3 separate regions of the Homo sapiens genome follow, and regions 1 and 2 are each linked to region 3. Evidence: chromatin loops called from intact Hi-C (ENCODE). Cell type or tissue: heart right ventricle. All regions are shown on one strand.

Region 1 (8,000 bases), 530 kb after region 3:
CGGGGAGGCTCAGGTCCCCCGGGAGCCCACGGGGTGGGGGAGGCTCGGGCATGGTGGACTGCAGGTCCCGAGCCCTGCCCTGCAGGGAGGCAGCTGAGGCCCGGCAAGAATGCGAGCTATTTGAGGGTGGCGTCAGTGAGCCGGCACTGCTGGGGGACCCAGCGCACCCTCCACAGCTGCTGGCCCAGGTGCTAAGCCCCTCACTGCCTGGGGCCAGCCCGCTGCCCCGAATGCGAGGCCTGCCAAGCCCGCAACCACCTGGAACTTGCGCTAGCTCGCGAGCGCCATGCGCAGCCCCGGTTCCCACCCGTGCGTCTCCCTCCACACCTCCCTGCAAGCTGAGGGTGCTGGCTCCAGCCTCAGCCAGCCCAGAGAGGGGCTCCCACAGTGCAGTGGCAGGCTGAAGGGCTCCTCAAGCATGGCCAGAGTGGACACCGAGGCCGAGGAGGTGCTGAGAGCAAGCAAGGGCTGCTAGCACGTTGTCACATCTCACTAAGACCAGGAGAATACCAGGCAAACCAGGATGGCTTTTCACCCTAGCCTGACTGCAAAGCTCTGTTACATTATCTTTAAGCCAAGAAGCACAGAGCTCAGATAGATCTCCCAGGAGGGCAAAGGACTCTCAAGAATATCCTAAGATGCTCAACATTTACCTTCTGCCTGAAAATCTGTTCTCCTCTCTGCAAGTGGGCCCTGGAGTTAGCCCTGTAGGACTGCGTGGATGGAGCTAAAGTCTCTGATCTGTTTTCCCATTCTAAGCCAAGCTCCTGCCACTGGCCCCCCTCAGTTAACACCCCTAGAAGATCCTTGTCCTGTGTGGAGAGCAGAGCCTTGTCCTATGTGGGACAGACCCCTGGTTCCTGTCCAGCTAGGCAAATGCTATTCCTTCCAGCTGAAGTAATCTCCAAATCCTCCTCCCTCCTTAAGACACCAGATAGAACTGCTTAAAAAATTAGAATAACCTCTACATCTTCCTAGTAAAATCCTTTCTCCTAAGAGTGTTTTTTTTTTTTTTTTTTTTTTTTTTTTTTTTTTTTTTTAGATGGAATTTTGCTCTGTTGCCCAGGCTGGAGTGCAGTGGTGTGATCTTGGCTCAATGCAAGCTCCGCCTCCCGGGTTCACGCCATTATCCTGCCTCAGCCTCTCGAGTAGCTGGGACTACTGGCACCCACCACCATGCCTGGCTAATTTTTTTTTGTATTTTTAGTAGAGACGGGGTTTCACTGTGTTAGCCAGGATGGTCTCGATCTCCTGACCTTGTGATTCGCCCGCCTTGGCCTCCCAAAGTGCCGGGATTACAGGCATGAGCCACCGTGCCCGGCCTCCTAAGAGTTTTAAAAGCAATATTATTGATGCCTGCATAAAGATTAAAATATACAAACTTCAGGTGAATAATGTCCAAGCTCTGTCCCTTTCTTTTTTTAGCTTGTCCTTTAGTAAATGATGACAATGGCATTTTGTAGGTGTTTTCCAATTTGAATATACCCAAATAATCGCCATTTTTGTTGGGGGTTCCTAGCCTGAGGTTTCTAGATAGGACTTGGGGGGATAAATGAACCCTACCTAAAGTTGTGTGCCCTGTTGTGTGTGTGTGTGCTCTTTTATAGGGCAAGAGTCTGTAGCTTTTACTACATTCTCAGAGCAGTCAGTGATTTAGAGATAGTTGAAAATCACTGGTGGAGAATTAACAAAAAATCAACTTGGGAATTTTTAAATAAAAGGTGTCTTTATTTTATAAAGTGATTCACAGTAGCAACCTGTCCCAGTGTGTTAGCCTATGATTCAAGCAATGGCCTTGATGTGTCAACGGATTAAGACAGAGCCATAAGAAAGGTGTGGTCAAGGCAGCAACAGGGAAGTGCGGCTGAAAGCTCCAGGGCACCATGCCCTGCCCTGCCATGAGAGAACCAGAGGCTTCGGACTCAGAGAAAAGAGTCCTGGGGTCCAAAACCCACTACCAAAAATTTTTTTGATAATCTTGGCCAGTGGTCAAGATGCTTGGTGTCTTATTTCTGGTGTATATGTATATGTATATGTGTGTGTGTGTGTGTGTGTGTGTGTGTGTGTGTGTGTGTGTATATATATAGAGAGAGAGAGAGAGCGAGCGAGCGCTTGGTGTCTAAGAGGCCACACATTGGACCCTGGACCTCAGTTTTAAGTTCATACCCCAACTCCACATCCTGTAGCCACATGATTTTGGAGAAGTACCCTGACCTGCTAAGCTGCTGTTCTCTTCCCTGTAAAGTGAAGATGGTACCAGTGCCTACCTCAGAGAATCTTGGTGAGGATGGAGTGTGATGATACATGCAAGTTAATTAGCAATACAGTCTGTGCCACATCAATGTCCCAGGCACTAAAGTGGATGGTGGCCATACATGAGGCTGGAATTCCTGACTTCTAGAAGCTTCTTGTCAGGAGGAACCTACTTGGTTGCTTTCTGTCTCTGACTCTTCAGTAGGACCTCACAGGCTGGAGAAGGGTTAAGGGAGGGGCTCCCTTAGGACACTGCCCTACAGAGCATCACTTCCATGCTTAGATGAACATCTTCTAGAGCTATGGATGAAGATTTAACACTTGGAGCCTGAGATGTAAACTGTGATGGTTAATACTGAGTGTCAACTTGATTGGATTGAAGGATGCAAAGTATCGATCCTGGGTGTATCTGTGAGGGTGTTGCCAAAGAAGATTAACGTTTGAGTCAGTGGGCTCGGAAAGACAGACCCACCCTTAATCTGGGTGAACACGAACACCATCTAATCAGCTGCCGGCATGGCCAGAATATAAAACAGGCAGAAAAACGTGAAAAGACTAGACTGGCCTAGCCTCCTAGCCTACATCTTTCTCCTGTGCTGGATCCTTCCTGCCCTTGAACATTGGACTCCCAGTTCTTCAGTTTTGGGACTCAGACTGGCTTCCTTGCTCCTCAGCTTGCAGATGGCCGATTGTAGGACCTTGTGACCATGTGAGTTAATACTCCTTAATAAACTCTAATATATATTTACCCTATTAGTTCTGGTTGTCAAGAGAACCCTAATACCAGAACATTTACACTTGCCCTAGTATAAGTCACTGAGTCTCAGTGGCATGGACCTGTTCTCGGGACCCCTCTTTCCCAGCAAATGCTTGAAGCAAGAACCATTAAATAATAGGACGGCTGATAATCTCCTGATTCCCTACTCACTACCATACACCTCCACCTGACCCCTCTTAGGCTCCCTGGCCTCCTTCCCTGGGGCCTGGCGTGGTGGAGCAGGTTGAATTCTCCCTCAATGTGCGTCTCAGCCAAGGACAGCCCACAGAATCCTTGTCTGTTTCATTCTCCCTGTTGCCATTGGCACATTAGCAAAGCAATCTGATAGACTGGACTATGTGAACACACTCTGGGAGACAGCCCTGTGCAGCAGCACAGACAGTGCTGACTGAGTCAATGGGAGAGATGGTTATGGCAGAGTAAGGGGAGAGGAGGAAGTGAGACCTGCCTAGGGACTGCCAAATGCCATCCTGTACAGCTGCTCTTTGGCTTACGATGGGATAAACTTACTGGAAATAGAAAATATTGTAAGTCAAAAATGCACTTAATACACCAAAGCTGCTGAACATCATAGTTTAGCCTAGCTTACCTTAAATATGCTCCAACAATTACAATAGCCTGTGGTTGGGCAAATCATCTAACACAAAGCCTGTTTTATAATAAAGTGCTGAATATCTCATGTAATGTATTGAATATTGTACTGAAATTGAAAAACAGAATTGAATTGCTGTATGGGTACTCCAAGTACAGCTTCTACTGAATGCATATGATTTCTGCACCATCGTAAAGTTCAAAAATCTTAAGTTGAACTATTGAAATTTGGGGGCTGCCTATACTAGGCTAAAGCCTACTCACAGCTCACTCAAGGCAGCGCTGAGGGCCTCCCCAGTGCCCAAATTATTGCTTTTAAGTAACTAAAAGGCAAGAGAATATAATGAACTCATTAGCCTTCTTAGTGACAGGTGCCTCATTTTACCAAGCTTAGGGTGGGAGCAGTACAAGATGATGGATCCTTTTCATAATTCAACTATATATATATATTCAGTTTTTAAAAAGAAAAAAAGCACTGAGGAAGAGGGGTAATCTGGCACCCCTGGGGAGAGGCTGGGCCTAGGCTTTGGATGGAGGTGGGTCCCTGGCATTATTCTTGGATTTCCTCTGAATCTTTGGACTCTGTTTCAGGTTTATCTGCCTGAATAGCTTCCCGTTCCCCACAGTGAATGAATCATTTCCTCTTCTAATCCCCTGCCAAACATTTCAAATCATGTTTCCTTTTCTTGGTTAAGTACCTAAATTGAACTCACTGTGATGAAAAAGCAACCCATGGAAAACAGTTTTCATTCTCATTTATAAGCCTCCTGCCATAAGGTTTTTGGGAGAAGCTCGTGGGCATGTCCCGGCTGGATGCTTTTGCTGAAAATCCCTTGTCAACACTGAGGCGCTGTAGTAGGTAAGATTGCACACAGCATCAGGAGTGAAAGGCCCTGATTCTGATTCACTTCACCGCAATAACCTAACGAGTCAGGCATTTGCCAACAGCTAACACTCCATCCAGAGGGAAATGGAATCATTTGAGACAAAATGATGAGCTTCTGCTGCCATCTGGTGGAGTTCTCACCTTTAATCATGTTAATTAAAGGGTTCCTCACCAGAAAATGCTGTAGAGTTAGTGGTGGTTCTGGAAGGGGTTCCTTGGACCGGCAGCATTTGTATTACCTGGTCACTTACTGCTGATGATATATTGTTAGTTACTTTATACCTTAGATTCCTTCATTACAAAATAGACATAAAACATCTAACTCATAGGGCTGTGAGGATACCCAGCCTCACAATGCAGATAAATGAACAACAATTTAAAAAACAGTATAAGGCACCCAGTATTAAATCTAACAAAAGATGTGCAATTATTTTAAAAAGTATAAAATTTCATTGAAAGACATTTGGGAATACCTAAATATTTGCAGGCTCCACCCCAGACCTACAGGATTAAGATGTACATTGTAATAGAAGTCCCAGGTTATTTGTATAGAGAATAAAGTTTGAGGTACTTAACGTTTTCTCCAGGGAGATAGGTAGTTACTATTGTTGTTGTTGTTTTGTGCCTTTGAATACCCTTAAGTTGTTTCATTTAAAAATGCTTTAAAGACAATCATCAGAAGACAGAGTATGGATTGGAGGTTAAGAACACAGAATTTGGGGTCAGATAGAACTTGTTTTGCATCCCGTCCCCATCACTGACTACTGATAACATGGTGAGTTACTTAATCTTTCTGGACCTTAGTTTCCTTAGCTAGAAAATGAACGTGAAAATATCTAACTCATAGGGTTGTGAAGACTTAAACAGAAAATACAGATAGCACAAATAGTAGTATTACAAAATCTGAAGTACCTAGTATTAAATCTAACAAAGGATGTGCAAATATGAAAAAAGTATGAAATTTCATTGAAAGACCTTCGAGAATACTTAAATGAAAGGAGAGATGAAACCATGTTCAAGGATAAGAAGAAAACTGTCATTCATCTTCAAATCCATCTATTCTAATGCAATTCAAATTATAACCTCAACTGGATTTTTATTGCTGAACTTGACAAGCTTATTTCAAAATTTGAATGGAAGAAAACAGCTAGGAATAGAAAATTCTGAAAGAGAAGAAGATGGAGAGGGTCACTCTACCAGATATCAAGACTTATTATAAAACTATAGTAGTTCAGGCAGTGTGCTATTGGCACAGTGATGGATGACTTGCCAGTGGAACAGAATAGAGAGTTCAGAAAGAGACTCATACATATTTGGAAATTGGATACATGAAGCAGTGGCATTACAAATCAATAGAACATGCATGGGCTAACTGATAAACATTAATTGGTTACCCACAGAGAAAAATTACATGTACTGTGTATTTACACATGTATATATGTGTGTATGTATGTATATATGTGTGTATATTTATTTAGACTTCTTGTTTATATCATACACAAAGATAAATTGTTACCCCGTTGATAAGAGATCTAAACATCTAAAGCAAAACTAAAATAAGTTTGAGGAAAATGCAGAAGAATTTTTGCATAATCTCAGTGTAAGAAAGAGCATATTAACAAAATCCAGTAAACCAAAATTATAAAGTAAAAGATTTGATATATTTGATTAGATTAAAACGTATTTATTTCTTTAAACCGGTACAAGTGCAGATTTCTCTGTTTTTGTTTTATTTTCTTCAAATTTTAGATTCAGCGGGTATGTATGCAGGTTTGTTACGTGGATATATTGTGAAATGCTGAGGTTTGGGCTTCTATTGAACCCAACACCCAGAGAGTGAACATAGTACCCAGTAAGTAGTTTTTCAACTCTTGCTCTCTTTCCTCCCTCCCTGTTTTGGAGTCCTTAGTGTTATTGTTCCCATCTTATGCCCACATGCATGCAATGTTTAGCTCTCACTTATAATGAGAATATGTGGTATTTGACTTTCTGTTTCTGTGTTAATTCATTTAGGATAATGTCCTCCTGCTGCATCCATGTTGCTGCAAAGGACATGATTTCATTCCTTTTTAAGGCTGAATGGTATTCCATAGTGTCTAAGTATCTCATATTCTTCATCTAAGCCACCATTAGTGGGCACCATGACTTTGCTATTGTGAATAGTGCTGCCATGAACATACAAGTACAGGAATAGCTTTAGTAGAACTATTTCTTTTCCTTCGGATAGACACATGGTAATGGGATTCCTGGGTCAAATTGTAGTGCTATTTTTAGTTCTTCAAGGAAACTCCAAACTGCTCTCCACAGTGGCTGAACAAATTTACATTTCCATCGACAGTGTATAGGTGTTCCCTTTTCTCTGCATCCTCACCAACATCTGTTATTTTTTGACGTTTTAATAATAGCTATGTGATTGGTGTGAGATGGTGTCTCATGCGGTTTTTGACTTGCATTTCCCTGATTATTAGTGTTGTCGAGCATTTTTCCATATGCTTGTTGGCTGCTTGTATGTCTTTTTTTGAGAAGTGTCTGTTCATATCCTATGCCCAATTTTTAATGGGTTTTTTCTTGTTGATTTAAGTTAAGTATAGATTCTGAATATTAGTCCTTTGTCAGATGTATAGTTTGTAAATATCTTCTCCCATTTTGTAGGCTGTCTCCTTACTCTGTTGATAGCTTCTTTTGCTGTGCAGAAAGTATTTGGTTTAATTAGGTTTCAATTTTTAATTTTATTACATTTGCTTTTGAGGTCTTAAAAGCATAAATTCTTTCCCTAGGCCCATATCCAGAAGACATTTTTTGTAGGCTTTCTTGTAGTATTTTAATAGTTTGAGGTCTTACATTTAAGCCTTTAATCCATCTTGAGTTAATTTTTGTATATGGTGAGAGGTAGGGGTCCAGTTTTATTCTTCTGCACATGGCTAACCAGTTTTCCCAGCACCATTTGTCGAACAGGGTGTCCTTTATCCATTGTTTATTTTTGTCACCTTTTGTTAAAGATCAGTTGTTTGTAGATGAGTGGCTCTGTTTCTGGGTTCTGCATTCTGTTACATGGGTCTATGTGTCTATTTTTGCACCAGTACCATGCTGTTTTGGTTACTGTAGTCTTTGTTCTTTTTGTTTAGGATTACCTTGGTTATTATGACTCTGTTGGTTCCATATGAATTTTAAGATTGTTTTTTCTAATTCCATGAAAAAATAATGTTGGTAATTTGATAGGAATTGTGTTAAATCTGTTAATTGCTTTGGGCAGTATGGACATTTAGAGCATGGAATGTTTTCCCATGTTTGTGTCATTTATGATTTCTTCCGTCACTGTTTTGTAATGCTCTTTGCAGACATCTTTCCCCTCCACGGTTAGACGCATTCCTAACTGTGCGTGTGTGTGTGTATGTGTGTGGCTATTGTAAATGGGATTATGTTCTTAATTTGGTTCTCAGCTTGAATGTCCTGGAGTGCATAAAAGCTACAGATTTTTGTACATTGATTTTG
Region 2 (8,000 bases), 140 kb after region 3:
AAAGATATGATGACATTACCAACTACCACTAGGATTTTAAATAATTAGATTGTTGCTGCTTTAACACTCCACTATGGTAAAACTGCAATGAAACTGGCACATTCATGTATTTCAGGTGGCATTATCAACTGTAACTACACAATAAAAAGGGCGATTTGGTTATATGTACCAAATCACAAAAGGTACTGCAGTCTTCATTTTTGAAAAGCATTCCTTAAAAAATTTCATATAATGGAAAAACCTTTAAGATTTGAAATATTTAATTAAGGCAATATTTTATAACAACAAATGGTGAATCAAGTAGGTTAAGTCAATTACTATATATGTTAAGTTAAAAAAGGCAAGATACAGAAATCATATATACATAATGATTTTGACTAAGTACAAATATTTATTAAAAATGACTATAAACAAATAATCATAAGAATAGTTTTGATAGGGTAATAAGATTTGCTCTCCATTTTCAAGGTTTTATGTAATATAGATATATTAAAGATTTACTTTTTCAATAACGTTAATGATAGTTAACATTAATACAGCACATAATATGTGCCAGGCATTGTTCTAGGTGCTTCATATAAATGAACTCATTTAATCCTCACCACAACTACATAAAGTAAGTATAATTACTATCTCTTTTGTACAGCTGAGGGAATGAGGCTCACATAACTCGCCTAAAATCATATAAGTGATCAATGGTACTGCTAAGAATTGAACCCGGCAGTCTCTAAAGTCTCATTCTCTTACCACTAAGCTACACTCACCCCTCAAAAATATAGGCTTTGACACCAGATCCAAATTCAAACGAGAAATTTTCCCTTTTCTTCAATCCAAAGCATCACTAACGGGTCCTACAGAACCCAAGAGCCTTGTGTTTCTTTAGGATGTAAATTAAAAGGAAGATATGTGGTGTGACATTCATAGTGGTATTTAACAAATGGCCCAAAATTACATTTCAATTGCTTTTTATATTGTAGGTCAGCATACACCACGTTTATATTTTACTATTCCCCTCCCCCTTCCTATCATAGTTTCATGCCCCATTTTCTTGTTCCCCAAAACATATACTATGTCTGCAGGGCATATTGCAATAACTATTTACTCTAAATCCAATCATGAATAAACCTCAATTATACACACAAATCATTTAGGGTGTATCTTGTTAAAATGCAGTTGCCTCAGCCCAACCCTAGACAGTAGATAGCAGAGGATACTTTAAGAAACTCCTCTTATTTTGTAACAAAATATTAATCTTGGGTATAAAAACATGGCATTCGCTATTTTCTTTCAGGAATGCCAGTACATTCTCTGCAAATTTTTGTACCTTATTTCACATGGCTAAAAGCCAGTTTTGTGCATGATATACAGAATCAATCTCACATTAGTCACATCTTGCATATGCAACTCATAAAACCAGTTCAGAGAGTGTGCACACTGGAAAGTGTAATCTTATATATGCACTCTGATCAGATTTTTAAAATTATGCCATTTCCAATCAGAACTGTCATTATAGTCAAACCTGATTTCTTATCCAGTAATGATACCGATTGATATTTTGAATAATTTCTTCCTTCAGTGACATAGGATAGTGGAATATGCCACAGGTAGCTGTAAAGAGAAAACATTGGAAAATTAGTTACATATGATTTTTTTTTTTTTTTAATTTGGTAGGAAGGTTAAGCTATTCCTAGGAAGGGATAATCTTGTTAGGTTTCACAAGAACTTATGATTATAAAACACTTAAAAATATTTCCACCTGAGAGTGCAAAAGAGATGGCATGAAAAGAAAGAGGGCATGTACCTTGTATCTGAAGGCTGAATTTCAGGCTTCATATTTAAAAAGAATCTCTCTTGTTGTATAAAAAGTTCCTTTCCTTTCTTTTGAACAGTCACTAAAGGAAATCCTTTCTGCAGGGTCCAGGTTTTCATCATTCTCTTTACATCTAGTGTTTGGTTTGTGACCTACAAAATATATATATATATATATAAAACTTTTTCCTTAAAAATAAAAATTGGTTTAAAAAATTTTACATTTTAATTTATCTGTACCCTTCCCTCTTTTCCTACCATCTATAAAGACTACATTTAATGTTAATATAAAAAAGAAACATGAATGTTGAGTTTACACTTCTAATCTAGGTAAATGAGCAACTGCTAAAAGGAATGTAACCTGGAACAGAGCTAAGTGATAGCTAAGGGAGTGAGGGAGGCACTAGGTTGAGAAGTGGCACATATATCAACCAACTAAGAATTCATTAAAATCCCTAAATTCATCAAGTTAAAATCCCTAAGAAGGTATAAGTATTCTTTCAAATCACAATACTAACATCTACAAGATATGAATAATGATATACAGTCTAGAATCAGAAACACTGCTACTCAATCCTGTGAAGCACCTGAGTCTGGGTTTCTCTTTATGCTCCTACCCTCCACCTCCACAATGATAGTCTCTTAGGACCTAATACTGTGGGAGTGCCAGGGAGCAGCGGCAGCAGAAGAGTGACATATGAACAGGTCAGTTGCCTTAAGTCTTTCTAGAAAACAGTGGTAAACTACTTTAGTGGTCACAGCCCTTCTTTCCCAGAAAATATATGAAGTTATCTATAAAATCTAGAACCTAGTGTCAGAGCTTTGCAGACCCTCTAAGGCCCAAAGCCCCTAAGACATCTAGTATCAATAACTAAGAAGCAATTTTTGAACAACAGTCTCTTTAAAGCAGGTGGGTTAAACTCAGGATTCAAATTATTTTTCTAGATTATATATGAATTTGAATTGTAAGCAACAAAGTCATGATGTACCTAAATTGATAAAATCACTCTACTATGGCAGGCCTCACCTCAATCACCATATGCCCATTTATTTAAAGCACAAAAGGATGGAGCAAATCTTCCCATTTTAATTAAACTTGTATTTATCATGGCTCTGACCTATTTATTTCTGAACCAGAGGATTAGAAGAAAATAAGCTTGCCTAAAACCAAGGTGCTTTTGGGTGTCGAAGCAGTATTGAAGTGAAGAGGCCAATGCATAATTTGATGTGGGTGCTGAAAAACCTGAGGATAATGTTAGGAACTAGTTTGGGATGGAAAAACACCATGATGCAAAAGTTGCAGTCAATGAGAAAGGCAGAAATATGTTCTAAATGCCAACAGATTAAGACAGTAAGTATAAAGTAAACAATGTGGCTTTCAATTGAAATACTACTATATGATCAGAGGAAAAAAACAATGATTTGGGAACAACTGTTAGGTAATAAGTTCTCAAAGAGAATTCAGAGAGTAGGGAAGGTATATCTTCTGGGCAAAAGACTAACAGCTAGAAAGTATCAGGATTCAGATGAGGCAAAGAAGCAGTAAAGAGTGTATGAGAAAGATCCAGAGCAGGGGTTCCTAACCTAGAGTCAATAAAACTTTGAAACTGTGTGTGATGTTCTGCACATATGTGGTTTTTCTGAGTAATATGGCCAGAACTTTCATCAAATTTCCAAATAAGTCTGTGATCTTTCTTTCTTTTTTTTTTTTTTTGAGACAGAGTCTGGCTCTGTCACCCAGGCTGGAGTGCAGTGGTACAGTCTCGGCTCACTGCAACCTCTGCTTACCAGATTCAAATGATTCTCCTGCCTCAGTCTCCCAAGTAGCTGAGACTACAGGCATGTGCCACCACGTTGGCTAATTTTTGTATTTTTAGTGGAGACGGGGTTTCACCATATTGGCCAGGCTGGTCTCGAACTCCTGATCTCATGATCTGCCTGCCTTGGCCTCCCAAAGTGCTGGGATTACAGGCGTGAGCCACCACGCTCAGTCAAATCTGTGATCTTTCAAAGTATTATGACCCATCAATCTAAATCAGGGTAACAAACACAAATGCTTATAAGGGTTTTGCAGTCAGTATACATGCATGAAGCAGCCCGGGTTCATGTGCTGCTTTGAAGTGTAACTTCTACATAATTACACTGCTTGCTAGAATATTTCCAGGAATGACAAAATTCCAACAGCAAAATCATCCAAGGATAATATGCAGTCAGCTTGTGATGTATCATCTACTCTGGAGGAACAGTCACAAAGGCAAGAGATTCATAGAGCAGAGTACAGAATCATTCAAAAGAGGCAGAAAAACTAAAAGGGTAAGGATAGGAAAAGAGATTTCTGGAAAAAAAGTCAAATAATGAAAATATAGTAATATTCATTAATACGGAGAAGACAACTTTCCTACAAAATAGGAATAGAAGTTAAGGTACAGGAAAAAAAAAAACAACTGGCTACCCAAGCCCACACACGTCTTTTCCAACAACTAAGAACAGCACTCCCATTTCTTGACATAAAATTTAGTGCTCCATTCATAAATATTTATATAGCAAGCTCCATCCCCCCCTTTCTTAAATAACTATGCTTTGTACCACAGATTAACTTACACACATGCTAAAAAGTATAAATAGACGAACTCCTCTCTTTTTACAGTAAGAGCTAAATAAATTACCCAGGTCACTTACCTCATTAAAACTATCCCACAGATCATCACTTTGAATAGATGCATAGCTGTGATTATGCAGGTAAAGGACAACAGCATGTTGAAACACATCTTCACTAAGGTAAGTTTTCAACATCAACAAGAGAGAAGATCCCTATTAAAAAAAAAAGTGAGGAAAAAGAAAGAAAATAATAGAATACTATAGATTATCGAATTGGGAATCTAAAATTCAAACTACAGTCATTCTAAAAATTTACTTTCATATGTAGAACTTAGTTATAATATACTGCTACTTAGTCTCATATAGATGTGGACTGTGTTCAACTGTCTTAAAATTATTTTAAAGGATTTGAAAAAGAATTAATGAGTAGATTCCCATGTGCACTATTCTAACCATGAGTCATTCTGTGTGGTCTATTGGTATACTCACTGTTTCAATGTTAGTGTTGAAAAGCTAAGTATTTATAAAAACATTTTAATAGAAAAACATGCCAAATTTTCTGTGGCACCTACACCTCCATCCCCAGTGCTTAAATCACCCATTGAATTTATTGTGTGCTGGAGACACAATAAATTGACAAGGCTCTCAAAAGTCTCCCTGCTAGGTAGGTCATTAATTTCTTATTTTAGTATATTGTGTTGTGAAGTAACCAGAATCTCTCTTCTTCCTGCAGAGTCACTTCAAATGCTTGGAACTAACAAATGTATAGGGCAGGGAGCATAATATTAAGGCCACACTATATCCATTGATGTGCTTGTCATCATTCGCAATCCTGAAATAAGCACCACCTCCTCTGTGAAGACCTTCCCGGTTTGAAATAGAAATCACATTTCTCCATCTTCAATACAATTTATATGGCATCCTGTATCTGTTACACATTTATTTCCTCATCTATGCAGTAAGCTGAGAGGAAAAAGTGAAAACTCAACTCCAATGACAAAAACAATGCCCACTACATAGTAGGCACTCTAGTAGTTTTTGAATGAATTTCACTTTTGATAAAAATGTAGTAATGTCAAGATTATTGTACACATAACTAAATTATTACCTATTACTCTCATTTCTGTATCACACTTCATAGCTATTACTTGTTCTATAAATTTAAGTACTCACTGTTGTCCCCAACAGTCCTTTCTCTTCTGCATCACCAACTTTTCCCTTCATACTGTAACATGCCCATTAACAAAACAAAAACGATGTAACATTCCTAATTTTAAACAAATAAAAGACTCTCTACCTTTCCCTAACTTCACCCTCCTCGTTACCAACTCGTTACCGTGCTGTTTTTTTGTTCCCCCATTGTAGTAAAACTCCTCAAAAGAGTTGTCCTCAATTTGCCATCTCCATTTGCTCTCTTTCCATTTTCTCTTGAGCCATCTTCTAATCATCACTCTACTGTAAGTATTTATTTATTTATTTATTTATTTTGAGATGAAGTCTCACTCTTGTCACCCAGGCTGGAGTGCAGTGGTGCGACCTCCACTCACTACAACCTCCGCCTCCTGGGTTCAAGCGATTCTCCTGCTTCAGCCTCCTGAGTAGCTGGGATTACAGGCACCACCACCACGCCCAGCTAATTTTTGTATTTTTAGTAGAGACGGGGTTTCACCATGTTGGACAGACTGTTCTTGAACTGCTGACCTCAGGTGATCCACCCACCTTGGCCTCCCAAAGTGCTGGGATTACAGGCGTGAGCTACCATGCCCGGCCGGAAGTATTTTTATCAAGGTCACTGGTAAACTTCCTGGTGCCATACAAATGTGAATTCTCAGGCTCATCTTATCAACCTATTGATAGCATTTGATATAACTGATCACCTGCTCCTCCTTGAGAGCTGCAAGACACTACTCTTGATTCTCTCCCTATTCACTGGCCATCCTTCTCGGTCTCGTCTACTGAATCCTCCTCATCTTCCAATGAAGAAAGTGTGTCCTTGCATCTGATCTTTGGACCCCTTTTCTCTATCTAAATTTCCTTCCTAGTTGATCTCCCAACTCCAAGGTTTCCAAATGATCCCCTGATTTATATATCTAATCAGACTTCTTCCCCCTTGAATTTCAGACCCATATCCAACTGCCTGTGTGGTATCTCCATTTGGATATCTAATCCATATCTCATAGTCACTTAGAAATGGAAGTTTCTTCCCCCTTCTTTCCCTAAACCTACTTCTAAAGCAGTCTTCTCCATTTCAGCAAATGGCAACTCCATTTTTCCAGTTGTTCAGGTAAAAATCTTAAAGTTACCCTGACCCCTCTCTCGTATTTCATATCTAATCCATGAACAAATTCTACTGGATCAATCTTTAAAACACACTCCAAGTCCAGTTGTACCTCCATCACCTTCACAACTTCCACCCTTGTCCAGGCTACCATTATCTCGCCACCCATCTATTACAATAACTTCCTAACTAGTCCTCTTTACTCCATGTACTGTTGAAGACTAGAGTGATCTTTTACAAAATAAGCCATATCACGGTACTTTCCTGATCAAATTGCTTTTCGTTTCACTTAGAATAAAATCAAGGTCCTTACTATGGCTTAGCAGACCCTATAATAATCTGGCCTCTTACAGTCCCTCTAACTTCATCTACTACTTTCTCCTCTGCTTACTCTACTTCAGATAACACTGGATCCTTGCTGGTGCTTGAACATGCAAAGCAACCTTTTATCTCAATCTCGTATCTCTCTCAATCTCATATCTCATGTGGGGGTCCCCAAGACCAGTTCCAGGTTTGATGATGCACTAGAAGGATTCACAGAACTCAGCATATAGTCATACTCACTGCTATGATTTATTACGGTGAAAAGATATGAAGTAAAATCAGCTAAGAAAAAAGATGCATGGGACAAAGTCCAGAGGAAACCAGGCACAAACTTCCAAGTCCTCTCCCAGTGAATCATGCAGGATGCACTTAATTCCTCCAGAAAGTTGTGACAGCATGTGTGAAATGCCATCTACCACGGATGATCATCAGAGATTCAGCACCCAGGCTGTTTACTGTGGGCTAGTCACGAAGGTACCTTCTGCCTAGCACATACCAAAACTCCAGACACCCAGAAGGAAATCACATTTTCAGCATAAACTACATTGTTTAGGCACAGTGAGCCACTCTTATGCAATAGTGGGAAATTTCCCAAAACCCAAGTTCCCACATGCCACCCAAGGGCCAACCTTGCAAGCAGGTCTTTCAAAGAATAGCAGTCTCAGGCCTCCTATATTAATTCTTTTCTGCACACAAGCACTATACATTGGTTATTTCTTCTACCTGGAATATTCTTCCCCAAGAAAACCACATTCCTCATGCCTTAGATGGTGTTCAAATGTCACCATACAGGAGGGCTTCTCAACCACATTATATTATAAACACCATTTCCTTTGTCATTCTCATTTCCCTTATCATGCTTTATTTTCATATTAGCACTTATTACTTAACACAATACCTACTTATTCATTCATTTGTATACAGTCAGTCTCTACCTTTGACCCCTGAAATGGAAACTTCACAAAAGAGACAAAGTCCACCTTGTCCCCTG
Region 3 (8,000 bases):
TGTATGTCATTTCTCATCCTCTGATTAGTACACTCTGACAAGATTTGTAAAAACATCATTTTGGTTTTACTTTGTTTGAATACTTTTGTTTTTGGTATATGCCAACAGATGGTTGAGGTTTACACTGAAATCTAATGTGAACTTTAGAATTTGTGCTAAAATAGACACACTATTCAGGGGTTTCTCAGGTTCTTCCATCTCTATCAGATGCTTCTTACATCAAATAAAGAATAGTAAGAAATAGTTGTTTTTCTAGACTATCTTACAATAGCATTTTAAGGTAAAAAGTCTTTATGGGCATTTAAGAAGGAAATGCATAAACAAAGTTTTAAGAAAACTTCTGCTGAAGGATTGGGCTTAATAGGAATGAAGAAACTATGCTATCTAACTGGAATGTTGTATAATCCACCTTTCTTAGAATTCCTTTTTCATTTCTCAAAATACAACTCATTAAAAATCATGATATTTATACGGACTTCTCTTCATGAAGCTGTTTTGGAGCTCTCCATGAAGATGCTCAATAGTTTGCTTTTTAAAGAAAAACCTTATGGAAATTGAAGATTAGTTTTCTTTTTTTCTTTCTTTCTTTTTTTTTTTTTTTTTTTTTTGAGACAGTGTCTCACTCTTGTCACCCAGGCTGGAGTGCAGTGGCGCGATCTCGGCTCACCGCAACTTCCGCCTCCTGGGTTCAAGCAATTCTCCTGCCTCAGCCTCCTGAGTAGCTGGGATTACGGCATGCGCCACCAAGCCCAGCTAATTTTTGTATTTTTAGTAGAGATGGGGTTTCGCTATGTGGCCAGGCTGGTCTCGAACTCCTGACCTCAGGTTATCCACCTACCTCAGCCTCCCAAAGTGGTGGGATTACAGGCGTGAGCAACTGCACTTGGCAAGAAGATTAGTTTTCTCAACAAATTCTTACCTTTCATTGTAATTAATATTAGAAGTGAACATCTTTGAATTCCTCATATTGATTTGTGTCTCTCATACTGATGAATGGATAACAATCAGATTGACTGTGGGAATAGAAGTGATTTGTTTGAAGACCACTGCACCCTTAGGAAACAAATATATGAACTTACAGAAGGCTAAAAAATCTGTGATAATATTTGTGCTCATTTGTAATACAGGCATAGAAAAATGTATGTTAGAACTGAAAGAGAGCATCCAGCTTAATCCCTTAATTTTACAGAAGAGGACTCTGAGCCCAAAAATGAGTGGCTTCTTTAAGGTTATATAGATAATGAACATGAAACCCTGGTCTTAATGATCCCACGTTCAGTGTTGCTTTCACCAAAATGCAACCAAAATATTTTTAAATACTGCTGGAATTATATTTAAGCATATAGAAATGCCCATTTATTGACTGAAATCCAAACATTTCTTTTTTTTTTAATATTATCAGGCTTACTTCTTTGAGAAGTCCATATCATTTTTCTTGGTTCTCTAGTGGTGATATTAAATATCTTGGTTTTCAATTCAATATCACATTGAAAGTACTTCATTTATACTTTGTGTCCAATCAATGGATAATAGCTTTTTTGTCCACAAAGCATCTAATTTCTGTTTTAGATGATAAACTCCTGGACAGCAAGGACATTGACAATTTCCTATTTGGCACAGCTCATATAAAGTGCACTTTGGGACCCTGTTTAAAGAAAATGTCTTAACATGAAGGGCCACTTCTTTCAAGTTCTTATCTTATACAATGTCTTTGCACTCTGGGGCAACCCTGTGTCTGTGTTCTGTGTGGCATATACTCCCTGCGGGCATTTGCTAAGTGATAGTCATGATATGGTTTGGCTGCGTCCCCACCCAAATTTCATCCTTTTTTTTTTTTTTTTTTTGAGACAGAGTCTCACTCTGTTGCCCCAGCTGGAGTCCAGCAGCACAATCTCGGCTCACTGCAACCTCTGCCTCCCCAGGTTCAAGCAATTCTCCTGCCTCAGCCTCCCGAGTAGCTGGGATTACAGGCATGCACCACCACGCCCAGCTGATTTTTGTATTTTTAGTAGAGCTGGAGTTTCACCATGTTGGCCAGACTGGTCTCGAACTCCTGACCTCAGGTGACCCGCCTGCCTCGGCCTCCCAAAGTGCTGGGATTACAGGTGTGAGCCACCACACCTGGAACCAAATCTCATCTTGAATTGTAGTTCCCATAATCACCACGTGTGGTGTGAGGGACCTGATGGGAGGTAATTGAATCAGGGGGGTGATTACCCCCATGCTGTTCTCATGATAGTGAGTAAGTTCTCATGAGATCTGATGGTTTTATAAGGAGTTTTGCCTCTTTGCTTGGCACTTCTTCTTCCTGCTGCCATGTGAAGAAGGATGTGTTTGTCTCCCCTTCCACCATAATTGTAAGTTTCCTGAGGCCTCCCCAGCCATGCTGAACTGTGTGTCAATTAAGCCTCTTTCCTTTATAAATTACCCAGTCTTGGGTATGTCTTTATTAGCAGCATGAACTAATACAGTGAGTATAATAGGAATTATTATTCTAGTTCGGTTCCATCTATTTCCTTTTATGAAGCCTGCTCTTCTACAAACTAGCTGAAGAAGCTGATCACATGGAAGGTATTTCATTTTTATACAGTCTTTAAAGGTCTACTTTCAGTTCATCATAAAATACAACCTAGTTATGGAATCTGAAAATTGGAAGAAACACTGGAAAGCAATCTTTGTGGCTACCCTGGAAAAATATTTTAAATAAAAGTTTGACAATCCTCAACAACCTCCTTCAACAAGTAACATTGGTTACAACCACTAAAATTAGTTATTTTATATCTGGTATAAATCCTTATTATGGAAAAGGAATCCTGTGACTTATATTTATGTCTTCTATGGAAAGATTATTTAACAAAGTGTTACAGGTAGTATAGATCATGAATAGGTAGAAAAAGAATTTCTGTTTTCTTAAGATCTTTAAAGGCCAGGCATGGTGGCTCATGCCTGTAATTCTAGCACTTTGGTAGGCCGAGATGGGTGGATCACTTGAGGCCAGGAGTTTGAGACCACCCTGGGCAACATGGTGAAACCCCCTCTCTACTAAAAATACACAAATTAGCCAGGTGCGGTGGCGTGGGCCTGTGGTCCCAGCTACTAGAAAGCCTAAGGTGGGAGGACCGTTTGAGACTGAGAAGTCAAGGCTGCAGTGAGCCCGGATCATGCCATTGCACTCCAGCCTGCATGACAAAGTGAGACTCTGTCTCAAAAAAAAAAAAAAAAAAGGATACAGCTAGGGACTAAATTAAGCCTTGCATTTGAATTCAGGAGCCACTCTTCTGGAAGCCAAGGCTTGTTACCCCCCACAACCCTCCCAAATTTTAGTCACTTCTATTGGGCAGGGGCAAGTAAAACCTGACAGACTGTCTTACAGCTTGCCTGGGAACATTTGTTTCCCTATTTACCCTTCAAAGTGAATCATTCCCAAGGTTGACTTTAATTAATTCTGATGTAATTCACTTCCTTTCACTTAATAATTATTAAAAATTTCAGGGCAGGGTGCAGTGGCTCACGCCTGTAATCGCAGCACTTTGGGGGCCCAGACAGGATGATTGCTTGAGCCCAGGAGTTTGAGACCAGCCTGGGCAACACAGTGAGACCCCATCTCTACAGAAAATTTAAAAATTAGCCAGGCGTGGTGGCGTGTGCCTCCCAACTACTTGGGGTGCTGAGATGGGAAGATTGCTTGAGTCCAGGGCTCAAGCCCCTCACTTGAGTCAAGGCTGCGGTGAGTTATGATCACGCCACTGCACTCCAGCCTGGAGGACAGTATGAGACCCTATTAAAAAGAAAAATAAAACAAAGAAACAGGACGAGAAAATACATATATGTTTCTTAAGGTAGTTATTGAAAGATTTTTTTAAAAAATTGAGACAGGGTCTTACTTTGTCACCAAGGCTGGAGTGCAGTGGCACAATCTGGGCTCACTGCAGCCTCGACTTTCCAGGCTCAAACCATCCTCCTGCCTTAGCCCTCCAAGTAGCTGGGATCACAGGCATGCACCACCACACCCAGCTAATTTTTGTATTTTTTGTAGAGTTAGGGTTTCGCCATGTTGCCCAGGCTGGTCTGGAACTCTTGGGCTCAAGCGATCTGCCCGCCTCAGCCTCCCAAAGTGCTGGAATTACAGGCATGATAAACTGCACCCAGCCCCATAATCTTTATAGCACTCCTTTACCAAAGAAGAATTACACTGAAAATTTAGATTTATAGGGATTATACTGTTAACATATAGCTGGCAGTCCTGAGCTGGAAGCTGTCTTGTCATTCAGGAAATTTCCTGGAGAAATAACCTTCCTGATTCCATATTCCTGGGGGCAACACAATTGAAGATGGAGGGCCAGAAGAAATACTCAAGTCAGAAAGCTGCACAGCATTCAGACAAAATCTGGTTGGAGAGGAAAGCTGTTTTCATAATTTAGCGAGCTTCCCCAGCTAGCCTGTAGGTGGGTGTGTTTAACAGAAGAAAGCAATGGGAACCCGCCTGTCAGCCAGCCTTTCGAGCTAATTAGCTCAGCATACAACAAAGATAAGTGAGCCTGGGAAGAGGGCCCCCTGAGGGGTCTTTAGATTCTGGGAAATGTCTGATTGGCAGATGTTAAAAGGGATTCCTTGGTAATCCAGTGCATCAATGAGCTGCAGAAATTCAGCCCAGGACTGCAAGAATTCAGGCATGAGGACACTCTGTACAGGAGGCTCACACAGGCAGACCCAAGATGGACAGAACCTTGGAATCTCTGAGACACATCATTGCCCAAGTCTTGCCTCACAGAGATCCGGCTCTAGTCTTCAAAGACTGTAAGTACTGAAGGGGGAAAAGTTTTTTGACTTTTTAGAAAATAGTCCTAAACGTCAAGTCACATCCTATTTAAGTAAGATTTCTCCTAAATCTCTGCAGTCGTATGCTGTGTTCTAAGTGATATTTTAACTTGTTCCTGACTTCAGCCAGAAGAACGATTTCATTTCACCTACAGGCATTAGGCACTGGGTTATTCTGTCAGTGATACATCTTGCTAACTACTTAGAAGTCTCTTCTACAATCCAAGACCTGCCTAAGACTTAATGAACTTTTTCTGATGCTTTTTAAGTAAAGCAAAGCTGACTGGTGTTGAGATTAAACCTAAAAATAATTTGGAAATGATACTAGAATATATCAATATTTGTTAACCTGTTTAATACTCCACAACACATATTAGCTATGTTAATTCAAGTATCGTGTTTGTCTGAAAATATTTGTTGCAAACCAGAATTAACAGTAAATCACCACTGAACTTTTAAATTTTGATAACAGATTATAATGCTTTAGTTAAAAGGCCAATAAAATGAGATGCCTCCTAACCTCAGCAACACTCCCTGTGTGGACCCCCTACCACCATCACCAATTTATACAGCATGGCAAAGTTATTTCAAAATCTTTTTTTTAATGATTTAAAAATAATTCAATCAAGATTTCCAATTCTAGCAATACTATTAAACCATTTGTCATATAACTTCGTTTCTGGAACCAATTTGATTTCCTGCTGCTGCAAAACAGACTATCTTCATGTTGTATCTTATCTACAGTGGGTTTCATATTACAAAGGGCTTCTGAAATAGAACTGCCCAAAAGGTAAAATGCATATGGAATTTTTTTTAACTTCAATAGGTTGCAGCTTTCCTCTTTGTGAATCTAGTTGTGTTTGTCTCCATCAAAACATCAATGGTTTGAATTTTTGCTTTCTGATTGCTGAATAACGTTCCATTCCAGATGTCCTCTTAGCTTAGATTTCTCATATGTATGTTGAAGAAAGAGGAATGTTAGGCCATTTAATTCTATAAATTTTTCCTCTTAGATGTTAAATTGTAACCAATCTGTCCTTTAAGGCATAAAGTGAAAGCCTTTTCTTTCTCTAGCTCTCTTTTTAAATATTGTCTTTAGGCATTTGCCAATAACTATGTTAGATCTAATAAAAATCACTCTCTCCACTACTCTAGCCTGGAGTCTATTCAGGTTTGTTATGTTTTTTAAGCGAAAAGGGGAGGAAAGAATGTCTCTCTCCTACAATAGAACTGATTCACTAGTGAGGGATAAAAGGGCTCTCGGGCTGCCCAAGCTTTGGATAAATTGTATAGGACCAGGGTTCTTATGCTGAGCATTTAAATAGGGGAAGCAGTTAAAAAAAAAATAGGGGGGACGTTTTTCACTGGCCCATTGAAAACTTAATAAGTTCAAATGTGAAACTGTATAGCTCATTTTTTAGCTGAACTAAATTGCTGCGATTGTTTACAGTTTAGAAAAGAAGATAGACTAGAAAAAGGATTACAATAAAGCATACATTAAGTTCTGTCATCCAGGACTTTGCAGGACTTCTTTTATATGGGAGAACAAATAAGTGTCCTGTTTTATATATTTCATTCATTAACATAGAACCTATATTTGACCAGAGAGCATTGCCTGTTTACCCTAGAATGGACTGCTACTCGGCAACTGCTTGCATGGCTTAATAGACGTGAATATTAAACTGCCGATTCTCTCCCTTCTTTTCTAATCTGAAAAATGACTAAATGACAGTAAGCCAAATGGCACATTTCTGTACCAGGAGTTTTCCTAACTTTAAAACATCCAACCACTTACCAATCTCGTGGAATAAGTGGGAATGGGCTGCTTACTTTCTGGGACAGGACATTAAAAGTCTGTCTGGAGCCTATGCCATTGCCCTGGCAAGCTGTAGGTGCTGCACACGCCAGAGTTTGGCATATGGTCCCATTTTCTTTGGCATACCCATAAGTTGCTGCCACCACACTCCTATTGGCAGCCTGTAAAAAGCTGCCACCAGCCTTGAATGGCAGGTTCTGAGCAGTCCCCTCTCCTCCTAGTCACTGCTGGCTCCTCCTCCACTCTAACCTGCTCCAAGCTCTTTCTGCCAGAAGGAAAGAGCTGAGCACTTGAGCACATCACTGCCAATTCCTTAAGAAAAATTGCTACCTTACTTTCCTACAAGATGAAAGCTGATCCAAGAATTTTTAAAACCCAGCCCAGTTGAACAAAAGAATAAACACACACAAACACACAAACACACACACATGCACACACAAAACACTTTTAAATTTTTTCTTAATTTATCTTCCATGAATGCAAACACAGTTTTTCTCTCTTCACTCTTTGGTTATACATAATCCAGGGAGTGTAAATGATCATGCAATTCATTTATTGCCCTCAGTTGGCTTTTGATTTGCTTAAAAACAAGCAATAGTAACTGAATTTTCTCTTCAAGTTGGTTAGAAAAAGCACCCAGAGAGTTTTCTGGTCTGAAACAGATGCACATGGGAATAGTTACATTCATTTAAAGAAATAAAATTCAAATGCTTTCTCAGATGAGGAAGCTCTTCAAATGGTATTTTGCAATACATTAAACCTGTCATTTTATTTTATACAAGGCGTTCATCTGGCAATAGTTGTGATTTGTTTCTTTTTTTATTTTCTCTTCTAGAAGGAAATAAATTCCATAACACTTTTTTCCTTTTCCCTATTTCACATTTCATATGAAAAATAATGGAAAGAGGTTTTAAATAAGATGGACTCCCAATTTGAAATTTGTTCATCTAAGCTGACACTGGACTGTTCTCCCCTGCATAAATGTCTCTATTTTAAAACAAGTAGCACTGGAAGTCTCCACACTACCAGGCAGAATCTCTGCAAAGTATAGCTTGTCTCCATATTGCTTTCCATTCTTGGCTTTGTGCAATATCCAATTTCGTTTCATGTGTCATGCATCACAACCAAAGCTGAGCTATCCTAAAAGCAGCCCCTGTCCACTCTTTTGAAGAAGTGTGTTAACTTACTATTCATTTGCCACTGTTTGACAATTCCTTGCGTACTTTCTCAAAAGAAATCACCACATGACTTCAAGATAGCTATGCTTTCAGATCCTAATCTGAGTGTTAACTCTTCATATTACAAGAGCACAATACATTTATCTGCCATCTTTGAGCTCTTTCTTCAACCATTTAATAGTAAGGCT

What was found. A loop is a pair of places that touch in the nucleus more often than their neighbours do. Peaks named below come from ENCODE experiments on the same cell type or tissue, not always from the same donor. Only the 100,000 strongest peaks of a DNase experiment are listed, where the experiment ranks them.
Region 1: a loop joins it to region 3, with 3 times the contacts of the local background. A loop is called at or near these places in 10 of 110 quality-filtered maps.
Region 2: a loop joins it to region 3, with 2.6 times the contacts of the local background. A loop is called at or near these places in 37 of 110 quality-filtered maps.

Annotation. Positions count from the first base shown.
Region 1 is chr5:96,610,831-96,618,830 of GRCh38, reverse strand. All of the region lies in intron 4 of LOC101929710 (a long non-coding RNA gene), which reads right to left. It also overlaps a transcript of CAST not described here. Among named protein-coding and RNA genes, the nearest start is that of CAST, 48 kb to the left of the region's middle. In heart right ventricle, CTCF peaks have their summits at 4,431 and 4,636 (motif pointing left); a DNase peak (open chromatin) is centred at 4,579; H3K4me3 peaks cover 404 bases; H3K27ac peaks cover 1,787 bases.
Region 2 is chr5:97,000,035-97,008,034 of GRCh38, reverse strand. LNPEP (leucyl and cystinyl aminopeptidase) reads right to left here. Exons shown (of 18, transcript NM_005575.3): 9 at 4,489-4,620; 10 at 1,802-1,962; 11 at 1,520-1,608. Among named protein-coding and RNA genes, the nearest start is that of LNPEP, 68 kb to the right of the region's middle. In heart right ventricle, no CTCF peak of the experiment used is centred here; no DNase peak of the experiment used is centred here.
Region 3 is chr5:97,139,292-97,147,291 of GRCh38, reverse strand. LIX1 (limb and CNS expressed 1) reads left to right here and starts at 4,681. Exons shown (of 6, transcript NM_153234.5): 1 at 4,681-4,797. The coding sequence starts at 4,716. RefSeq lists an enhancer at 4,665-4,734. In heart right ventricle, a CTCF peak has its summit at 4,450; a DNase peak (open chromatin) is centred at 4,590.